Regions from separate parts of the Homo sapiens genome. Here region 1 is linked to region 2. The links are chromatin contacts, found by Hi-C or POLR2A ChIA-PET in ENCODE. All regions are on one chromosome and are shown on one strand. Each heading gives the region's core, a stretch centred on a gene start or an enhancer-like site at or near the end of the contact. The rest is flanking DNA. Distances are from core to core; before and after follow the strand shown.

Region 1 (5,127 bases), core at 1,005-3,504, 62 kb before region 2:
AGCAGCTCTGTCACCTCATACCTCTGAGGTTTGTGTTCTGCCCTGGCTCTCTGCAGCTCCCAGAGGAATTCTGCTCCAAGTGCCCACATGGCAACTTCTTGATAATGCACCCATTATTCACATCCTTCCCTTCCCTCTCACTTCCCCACTCTCCTAGGGTACTTCCTGGACTCTTCTCTCAACCAGTAACTAAGACAACCACTGAAATATTTCATTCACAAACCCCAGGCTTCCCCTTATGAGTTCATTCTAACACTATTCTTATACACATATATCAACTCTCACCCATTTCAGCTCACTCTACTCTCAATTTGGTGGCAAAGCCTTCCTAGGGCTAATGCAACATTCCTGGTTGACATCCACTTAGCACCCAAGCCCTTTTACTTTGTCACCCCACTGCTGGCTGCAACTCCTTAGTTGGAGGCAAGATTTCATCCAAGCCAGACTGTTCATACTAATTATAAGAAGATTTCATTTCCTTTTGTTGTGCCTCAGATCAGCTAGAAAGTTTCCTGTATCATTTTCTTAATTCCGTTTTCTAAGATGCCTTCCTCTACCATGCTCCCCAAGAAATATGCCATCTCTTTGCTTAGAAATAGAAAACCTTAAAGAACAGAAAGCACCCTGATTAAGTTTCTTCCAATGACAGGAGAATTTTCTGCCAGATCCCCTTGGCATCTCTCTCTCTCTCTCTCTCCATATATATATATACACATATATATACACATATATATATATACACATATATATACATATATACATATATATATACATATATATACATATATATACACATGTATATATATATATATATTTTGTTAGAGAGGGTGCAATAACAGCCACCTTCTTTCTTTCTTTCTCAGAGATGTCTTTCACAGCCCAGACTACTAGCAATGGCTCAGGACTAATGGTGCTCAACAGAAGCAATTTTGTCCTTCCCACCCCAAGACATCTGGCAAAGTCTAGAGACATTTTTTGTTGTCACAACTGGGGAGGGTGCTCCTGGCATCTAGTCAGTAAAGTCTAGACGTTCTGATAAACTTTCCACAATGCCCAAGACAATCTCCCACAACAAAGAACTACGTAGTGCTGAATGCCCATAGCACTGAGGTTCAGAAACCCTCCTCTAGAAACAGTGGTTCTCAAGTTCATCTGTGCATTGGATCTTTTGACAACTCCATAACTCACAGTGCCCAGAGCATGCCTCAGATCAACCAAATAGAAACACTAGGGATGAGACCCAAATATGATAATTTTTTTGAAACTCCTCAGGTGATTCCAGTGCACAGGCAAGGATGAGGACCATTGTTTTAGGAATTTCAAATCAGTATCCAAAACACCCTCTATTTCCAACCTCAGATCCTGGTCCAACTCAGGGACTGGTTTTGTTTTATTTATTTTTCAGGGACAGGGGTCTCACTATGTTGTCCAGGCTAGCCTCAAATTTCTGGGCTCAAACAATCCTCCTGCCTCAGCCTCCCAAGCAGCTGGGACTACAGGCATGTGCCACCAGGCCCAGCCATATCAGGGTTTCTTAAGGTGTACAGAAAGGAGGTGAAAAATCCCTGAGGCTCCCAACATTTGAGTAACATAATGGGATGAGCTGAGGTATAGAGTGAGGGATTGCCCTTCAGGGCAGTGTTAGATATGAGTTCTAAATTTCTTTTCAAAGAATCAATATGTCAGTATGTTCAATTCTTTGCCTTCTACTTTTAAACTTAACTTTCTTGTAAAGCAACTTTTTTAATTACCTGCTCCACCCTGACTCATGCCGATTATCTACTCTGCCCTGACTCATTCCAATTACATGCTCTGTCATAACCATTTTTCCCGACGAACCACTCACCCCTTCAGTCTGTTTAGATTAGCCAGTCGTAATTAGTTTAGCCTGTGTGATCTAACCCTAGCCAATAGGGGAATGACACAGCAGCAGGGGCCACATGCGTCAGGGATAAGAACCCCTTCCCCTCCCTTGTCCAAGTGTGTGCTCACCATTGCTCCATCTGTAAGGGCGCACCCTTCTATATAAGTAACTTGCCTTGCTGAGAATTAAAAAGAAAATGTTATATCTGAGTGCTATTTCTTTTGCAGCACCAAAACTTTATTTATAACAATTTGGGGGCTCATCCGGGATTACATTCCACTCTGGGGGCAGTCTCTGGTTCTCTCTCATGAGGAGGCATGCCCCGCCCCCTTGTGGTGGCCTCAGGGGTGAGAAATCAAGACTCACCCAGTGCAAGGAATAACCTGAGCTCTCAGCAACATGGGAAAAAAAAAAAAACTGGCCCACAACCTAGCTTAAAGGATCCTCACATACTGCGACAATGACTCTGTGCACAGACCAAGGAAGGAGAAGCCACAGGAGCTGGTAAAGTATTTCCTTGGTGGTCGAGACTAAGGAAAAAGCTGCGAGGCGGTAAATCATTCCTTGGTTAGGACATACCAAGTAGAGAGAAACTGCAGGGGCAGTAAAGCATTCCTTAGTTAGGACTAGGGAAAGAAAGCCACAGGGGGCAGTGAAGTATTCCTTAGTTGGGAAGCCTTGGAGGTTAAAAAGACGTGAGAAATCCCCATGATGGGGAGGTTGAACCTCAAAAAGAGGTAAGAAATCCCCATGAGGGAGGGTTAAACCTCAAAAAGAGGTGAGAAATACCCATGGGGGGATTGAACCTCAAAAAGAGGTGAGAAATACCCATGGGGGGGGTTGAACCTCAAAAAGAGGTAAGAAATCCCCATGGGGGGGCTGAACCTCTAAAAGAGGTGAGAAATCCCCATAAGTGGGGGGTTGAACCTCAAAAAGAGGTGAGAAATCCCCCATGGTGGGGGTTGAACCTCAAAAAGAGATGAGAAATCCCCATGGGGGACGTTGAACCTCAAAAAGAGGTGAGAAATCCTGATGGGGGGAATTGAACCTCACACAAACCTCCGGTAGTAAGAAAAATATTCAGAACTCCCCTTTCCTTTCTTCTTGGGGGAAGAAAGAGTAGCTCCACTCCTGCCAGTCCCTCCTCCAGGGGAAGGGGAAGGAGACTGGAGAACAGCAGCCTAAGCAGCTGGCAGAGGCAGGGAAAGAACAGCAGAGAGGAAAGAGGGAGAGAGAGAAAGTGGGGGGGAGAGAGAGAGAGAAAAGAGAGAGAGAGAAAAAAAGAGAGGGGAAAGAGAGACAGAGAAAGGGGAAAGGGGGGAAGAGAGAGGGGAAAGGGGGGAAGAGAGAGAGGGGAGAGAGAGAGAGAAAAGAGAGAGAGAAAAAAGAGGGGAAAGAGCGACAGAGAAAGGGGAAAGGGGGGAAGAGAGAGAGGGGAAGGGGGGAAGAGAGAGAGGGGAAAGAGAGAGAAAGGCAGAGAGAGAGGAAGAGACAGAGACAAAGAGGGAGTCAAAGAGAGAGAGAGAAAGAGAGAGGGAGAGAAAGAGAGGAAGAGACAGAGACAAAGAGGGAGTCAAAGAGAGAGAGAAAGAGAGAGACAGAAAGTCAAAGAGAAAAAGAAAGAGACAGAAGTAGTAAAGAAAAAACAGCGTACCCTATTCCTTTAAAAGCCATGGTAGATTTAAAACCCATAATTGATAATTGAAGGTCTTCTCCATGACCCTGTAACACTCCAATACCACCTTGTTGCCAGTGTAAACAAGGGCATAGCCCGAAAGCACTGAGGCCACTGACAACCCGTAGCCTTCCTGTCAAAAATCCTAGGCCGGGCGTGGTGACTCACTCCTGTAATCCCAGCGCTTTGGAAGGCCAATGTGGGCAGATCATGAGGTCAGGAGATCAAGACCATCCTGGCTAACACGGTGAAACCCCATCTCTACTAAAAATACAAAAAATTAGCCAGGCATGGTGGCGGGTGCCTGTAGTCCCAGCTACTCAGGAGGTTGAGGCAGGACAATGGCGTGAACCTAGGAGGCGGAGCTTACAGTGAGCCGAGATTGCACCACCGCACTCCAGCCTGGACGACATAGCAAGACTTCATCTCAACAACAATAATAATAATAATAATAATAATAATAATAATAATAAATAAATAAATAAATAAAAATCCTTAACCCAGTAACCCGCGGATGGCCCAAAAGCATTCAATCTGTAGCGGCAACTGCTTGGCTAGCAGAAGTAGAAAAATAACTTTTAGAGGGAACCTCATTGTGAGCACACCTCACCAGTTCAGAACTATCCTAAGTCAAAAAAAAAAAAAAAAAAGGCAAAAAGGTAGCTTACTAAATCAAAAATCTTAAAGTTTGGGGCTATTCTGTTAGAAAAAGATGATTTAACATTAATCACTGATAATTCCCTTAACCCAGCAGGTTTCCTAACAGGGGATCTAAATCGTAATTAATTACCATACAAAGGTCCGACAAGACCTAGGAGGAACTCCCTTCAGGACAGGACAACAATAGATGGTTCCTCCCAGTGACTGAGGGTAAAAGACACAATTGGTATTCAGTAATTGATAGGGAAAACTCTTGTAGAAGTAGAGTTAGGAAAATTGCTTAATAATTGGTCTGCTCAAATTGGAAGCTGTTTGCACTCAACCAAGCCTTAAAGTACTTACAGAACCAGGAAGGAACCATCTGTACCAATTCTAAGTTAATTTAGACTAAACAAGATCTTATTAATAGCAAAGGATAATTGAAATCCCAAACTTACAAGGTTTTCAACAAAAGTAAAGTTTGCTAAAAGTTAATAGTGTAACATGTATTATCCTAACTTCTAATCTTGAGGCCTTAGACAGTCTAGTCCACAGACATGAAGGAAGTTTACTTTGGAAAAGAATGGTTATCATCTTTGTGTAGAAAGGAATGTTATATGGTAAAATCTTGTCCTAAAATAAATTAACTGGTTGTTTAAAGAAAGGGATATTTGCAACAAGTCAGAAAGTTGAGGCATGTCAAACAATTGACTGTGAAAGTCGTGAGAAAAAAATGTTATAAAAGGGAATTTATGAAAGATGTGTTGTATAGTTTAAAAGTAATTAGGCCTCCTGAATGTAAAACTATTGAAGAAACAGTTTATGTGCAAGGTGTATAAGGAAAGTAAAATATACCTTTGGTAAAAGGATTATAAGGAGGCATAAAAATGTGGATTTTTATCTATTAAAAGGTTAAAAAATACTTTGTTTTAAAGATTTAAGCAAGTTT
Region 2 (5,167 bases), core at 2,075-4,574:
CACTGCAACCCCCGCCTCCTGGGCTCAAGCGTTCTACAGCCTCAGCCTCCTGAGTAGCTGGGATTACAGGTGCTCACCACCATGCCCGGCTAATTTTTGTATTTTTAGTAGAGACGGGGTTTCACCACGTTGGCCAGGCTGGTCTCAAACTCCTGACCTTAGGTGATCCGCTCTCACTTTAGCCTCCCAAAGTCCTGGGATTACAGGTGTGAGCCACAGCACCCAGCAGGTTTAGTAACCTTTTAAAGATAACAGGTATTTAGTGTAGCTGTGGGACTGTAAGCTCTCTGAAGATACAGACTGTCTCTCCCATTTGTGCTTTTATTGTCAATGCCTAAAAGAGTGCCTCGTACATTGTAGGTGATCAATACACACTTACTAAAGGCATAACTGAAGGAAGTAACCAGGTTTTAAGCCCAGATCTGCCCAACTCCCAAATCCAATTATTTTCACTGCTGAACTCATATTATTTATTTAAAACAATTGGTATTTAGCCAGTTGTTACTGAGTTCCCATCTCTTGGCCGAATCTATAATTAAGGTAATTTTGTAAGACATAGTTAGAGCTATTCCCTGGCTCCCTAAAATGCGTAACGTTCACCCAGAGGACCAGACTTGGAGAAAAACACAGGACTGGAAAACATGTGATCACACCCTAGTATCATTGCTCTCCCTGATCACCAAGAGCAGTTACAGAACAGAGAGGTTTGTTTTGTTTGGTTTTTAAATCAGTAAACACAAATTTTAAAAGGCCTACTCTTAGGCAGAGTATCTTCATAGTGACAAGGACATAGTGACAAGTGCATCTTCTGGTGCATCTTCTAGGATGTTTCTGCCCAGGAATTGGAGGAAGGCGAGAAATGAGGCATACCAAGCATGCCATAGCAGACGGGTGTGTGCAAGTGTGCCTGAGACATGGCCCTGCTTAAACTCAGCCAGGCAGGTCCAGTGATGGATGAGTGGATGGCTCTGATAAAGAGCAGGCATCTCCTATCTTTCTCATTCAAGGGTAGTTCCTCTCCAATGCACTGACCAAGGCTACACCTGGCCCTGGCTTCGGTCATTCAGGGTACTTCCCCTGCCCTTTGGAGTTGTGTGCTCATCTATTTCTTAATTTCTCCACCTTTTCCAAGTATTTACTAAGGGCTCTCATAGGCCCAACCTACGCAAGGTGCTGTGGTGGCTACTACAGAAGGAACAGAGCACAGGCTTCTTCTGGCCTCTTGGGTGTCACTGGTAATATACTTGGAACTCAAGTGTAACCGTGAAGTTCCCTGGTAGCTGAGCTGGTGACTTAACTATTATCACCTTCCTTGCCACCTCCTGAGAGCTTGGGAAGCCTTTCTTGTTACTGTGGTTTGAAGAGTGTGATTCTCCCTTATTTCCCTGTGCACCTTCTGTCACCATGACATCAGCTCAAATGTGGTCTTCTTGCCTTGAGTGAACCAGCACCCATATTACCAAGGCCAGCATGATCAGAGAGGTGTAAACTCTTTACAGGTGGGTCAGCTGGAGAAGATGCAAGGTCAGTACAGCTTTGTAGATAATTCTCTTTGCTTCCTACACTGAATTTGGCTGCCTCTGTCTTTAACCTGAACTAAACCTACTCTGTTCTCATCCAAAGTGTTTTTTTGGGAGGGGGTAGGGCTGGCTGTCCCAGAAGTCAAATGTTCTCTTTATATTCACCTTGTTTCCTGCTCTGAGTTTCCTTCTGTAGTGTCTGTTAATGCCTGTTTTGGTCCAAATCTTTTTTTTTTTTTTTTTTTTTTTGTTTTTTGAGACAGAGTCTTGCTCTGTCACCCAGGCTGGAGTGCAGTGGCACGATCTCGGCTCACTGCAAGCTCTGCCTCCTGGGTTCACGCCATTCTCCTGCCTCAGCCTCCCGAGTAGCTGGGATTACAGGCGCCCGCCACCACGCCCGGCTAATTTTTTGTATTTTTTAGTAGAGACGGGGTTTCACCATGTTAGCCAGGATGGTCTCTATCTCCTGACCTCGTGATCCACCCGCCTCGGCCTCCCAAAGTGCTGGGATTACAGGAGTGAGCCACCCCACCCGGCCTTTTTTTTTCAATAGAGATGGGGTCTCACTATGTTCTGGAACTCCTGGGCTCAAGTGATCCTCCCACCTCGATCTCCCAAAGCTGGGATGACAGGCATGGTCCACTGTGCCCAGCCCCAAATCTTTTCTTAATAACAGTTTTATTGAGATATAATTCACATACTTAAAATTTACCTTTTAAAAGTGTAGAATTCAGTGGCTTTCATTATGGTCACAGAGATGTGCAACCATCACCACTATCGAATTTCAGAACATTTTCATCATCCCCAAAAGAAATAACATGCTCATTGGTAGTCAGTCCCATCTCTCCCTTCCCCAGCCCCAATCAATCACTAATCTGGTTTTTTATTTGCCTATTTTATTTTTTATTTGCTTTTTATGAATTTGCCTATTCTAGACATTTCATGTAATTAGAGTAATACAATATGGCTCTTCAGTGACTGGCATCTTTCAATTAGCATGAAGTTTTCAAGGTTTATCTATGTTGTAATGTATCAATACTTCATTCATTTTTAAGACTGAATAATATTCCATTATATGGATGAACCACATGTTGTTTAGCCATTCATCAGTTAATGGACACTTGGGTTGTTTCCACTTTTTGGCTATGGTTAATAATGGTAGGAATATTTGTGTACAGGTTTTTGTGTGGACATGTGTTTTCAATTATCTTGGATATATACCTAGGAGTCAAGTTGCTATGCTGACCCATATCTTAACGAAACATTTCCAGTAATCTTCATTCCTATCTCTCTGTTTCCTCGGGAGCAGATTTCTCTATATTCATTAAACAAAGAGGAATGACCAACAGTAGGGGCTTTTTCACCAAGTGCATGACACAGCACCTGCTTTTCCAAGTCAGATACAAAGCTCGAACACTCCTACTCCAAACTATATGCGGCTGTGAGTAGCTGTGTCAGGCCCAGGACAGCGACAAGTCACTTCGGTGACTGCACATTAAATAGCAGTTTGTGGCACCCAGAGGGAGGTTTGTGCAAAACCAGCCCTTTCTGCCCAGATTTTAACCTTACAAACAAATAAATATGTATTACAAAGAGCTGGTTCCTTGAAATCTAGTCACTTGTAACCTATCAAGAATCTTGGACTATGATCTCTGGGGGTATGCATAGGCCCAAAGTGAGTATTTACACCATGGAATAAGCAGTTTACAACCTTGAACCATCAATTACATTTCCCCACTATCTGTTCTACAGTCTTCCGTTTATAACTGAAGTCTGCCCTCTGCTGGTCACAAGCAGCCCAGACCCACAACTCGGGGCCGCTGAGCAGGTCTCTTCTAAAATCATTCTCCAGGAGCATTTTAGCAATTGCTACAATTTATTCAGCTATAGAACACAAAGTAATGTCATCTTCTGCAGAGCGTTCCCTTTTTATTTTTTATCCTTTGATGTTTGTGGGTTTTTTTCCTTTTATTCAACAGAAGCAGAACTGGGCCCGTTTCAGTTATTTATGAGCCATCTTCATTCGTGATAAATAACCATAATATGTATTTATGCAGTGCCTGCCAAGGCCCCTCTGCTCCTATTGACTCATGAGTCACTAAAATACTTTTCTATGGTAGAAGTGGACAAGGGCTATTCAAGATAGGAGATAATACAACTTACGGGCTGTCAGATGTCTAGTAATTTTTCAGCAGTGCTTTGCAGATTGATGTTGAGTCAAGAAAGACCTAGAGCCTGACTCTCCTCAAACTCTATGAGATATCTCTTAGTCCTGTTAGAAATCTGCAAGGCATCAGACATTTGGATCCCCAAGCAGATATGCCAACATCCTCTTCCCCTTCCTTCCACAAAAGCACTCTGACCGGAAAAGCAGATCCAGGAGCAACAGGAAAGGTGAGTAGGGGAGGAAGCCAGAGCCCAGAGCTGGGGAACATCACTGACGGTGTGGGCAAAAAGCTGCACTCGTGAAAAGAGGAAAGAGGGCAAGCTGGGAGGGAAGGTGGACAAAAGAAAGAAACAATGGGCGGGGGCCCAGCAGGTAATGAAGATACTAAAGCATGTGACCCCATTTCCCTGAGGGTCACTCCTGCAAGGCAGTTAACTGTAACATCTGTTTAATTCTTCATTACAAAGGAAAGAGAATCCTTTCTGATGTTCTCACCCTGTGCCTCTGACCTTTAAGGTCTCACTCTGTTGCCCAGGCTGGAGTGCGGTGGCACGATCTCAGCTCACTGCAACCTCCGCCATCCAGGCTCAAGCAATCCTCCCACCTCAGCTTTCTGAGTAGCTGGGACCACAGACGCAAGTCGCCATGCCTGTCTAATTTTTGCTTTTTTTTTTTTTTTTTTTTTTTTTTGTGGAGATGGGGTTTTTGCATTTTGCCCAGGCTGGTCTCGAACTCCTGAACTTAAGCCATCTGCCCGCCTCGGCCTCCCACAGTGCTGGGATTACAGGAGTGAGCCACCACTCCCAGCCTGAAAGAACCTGATTTTTAGAGACATAATTTGGGTTTCTAATCTCTGAGGAGATGAGAGTTGCTTACTGTGAGCCCATATACTAGCCAGAGGTCTGGAAACCTGTCCCCATCCCTCAAGGTGATGCCTGTGTCCTGCCAGAATGGGGGGGGGGGGGGGCGTGCCTAAAGCCCCAGTTGCCCCCACTGCTGACCTCAGGGACGCTCCTTGAGGGTCCCACCACCCCTGTCAATCAGTTGGCTGCAGACTCCCGTGTCCTGTTCTTCCTGTTTCCCCCATGCTGCTCTTGCCTTCTCCCTTCCCTCCCACCCTGCCTCTGGACTCTCATTCTCTCCTCCCACATCCCCTCTCTAGCCTTTGTGACTCAAGTCTCAGTCACTTTAGGAAAGACAGGCTCACTGCCCTCTTTATAATCAACCTTCATCTGGTGTGAGGGGGAGGGAGAAGAGAGGGAGAAAGGAGGGAGGGAGAGGGAGAGAGAAACAGGAACCAGGTCTCCTGCGCTTCCTCCCAGAGATAAAGGCTATTCTTAGCAGTAACATAGGCTTGGCATTTGGGGAGACTTGTATTTCTCTCCCTCTCGCCCCAGGGGCTTTGCACATTGCAATTTCTCCTCTCCAAGCAGAGAAGAAAGAGAAGATGAATAGGGAGAGAGATAACGAAAGGAAAGAG

What was found. Hi-C counts contacts between places; a loop is a spot of excess contacts on that map. ChIA-PET counts read pairs that join two places held with the same protein, here RNA polymerase II (POLR2A). Pooled maps may share reads with other maps.
Region 1: a loop to region 2 is called in a map of K562, with 7 times the contacts of the local background. The contact joins two enhancer-like sites. A Hi-C loop is called at or near these places in 2 of 168 maps with a recorded cell type or tissue (K562 and mammary epithelial cell) and 5 of 50 pooled maps. POLR2A ChIA-PET finds 5 or more read pairs at or near these places in 2 of 52 experiments (HEK293T and activated T-cell).

The regions. Positions count from the first base shown.
Region 1 is chr3:120,620,283-120,625,409 of GRCh38, reverse strand. No RefSeq gene overlaps it. Among named protein-coding and RNA genes, the nearest start is that of NDUFB4, 27 kb to the right of the region's middle. Within about 2 kb of position 2,254, at least 3 of the 41 ENCODE cell types and tissues checked have a DNase peak (open chromatin) inside an H3K27ac peak, as active enhancers do.
Region 2 is chr3:120,559,553-120,564,719 of GRCh38, reverse strand. No RefSeq gene overlaps it. Among named protein-coding and RNA genes, the nearest start is that of NDUFB4, 34 kb to the left of the region's middle. RefSeq lists a silencer at 1-77. Within about 2 kb of position 3,324, at least 6 of the 41 ENCODE cell types and tissues checked have a DNase peak (open chromatin) inside an H3K27ac peak, as active enhancers do.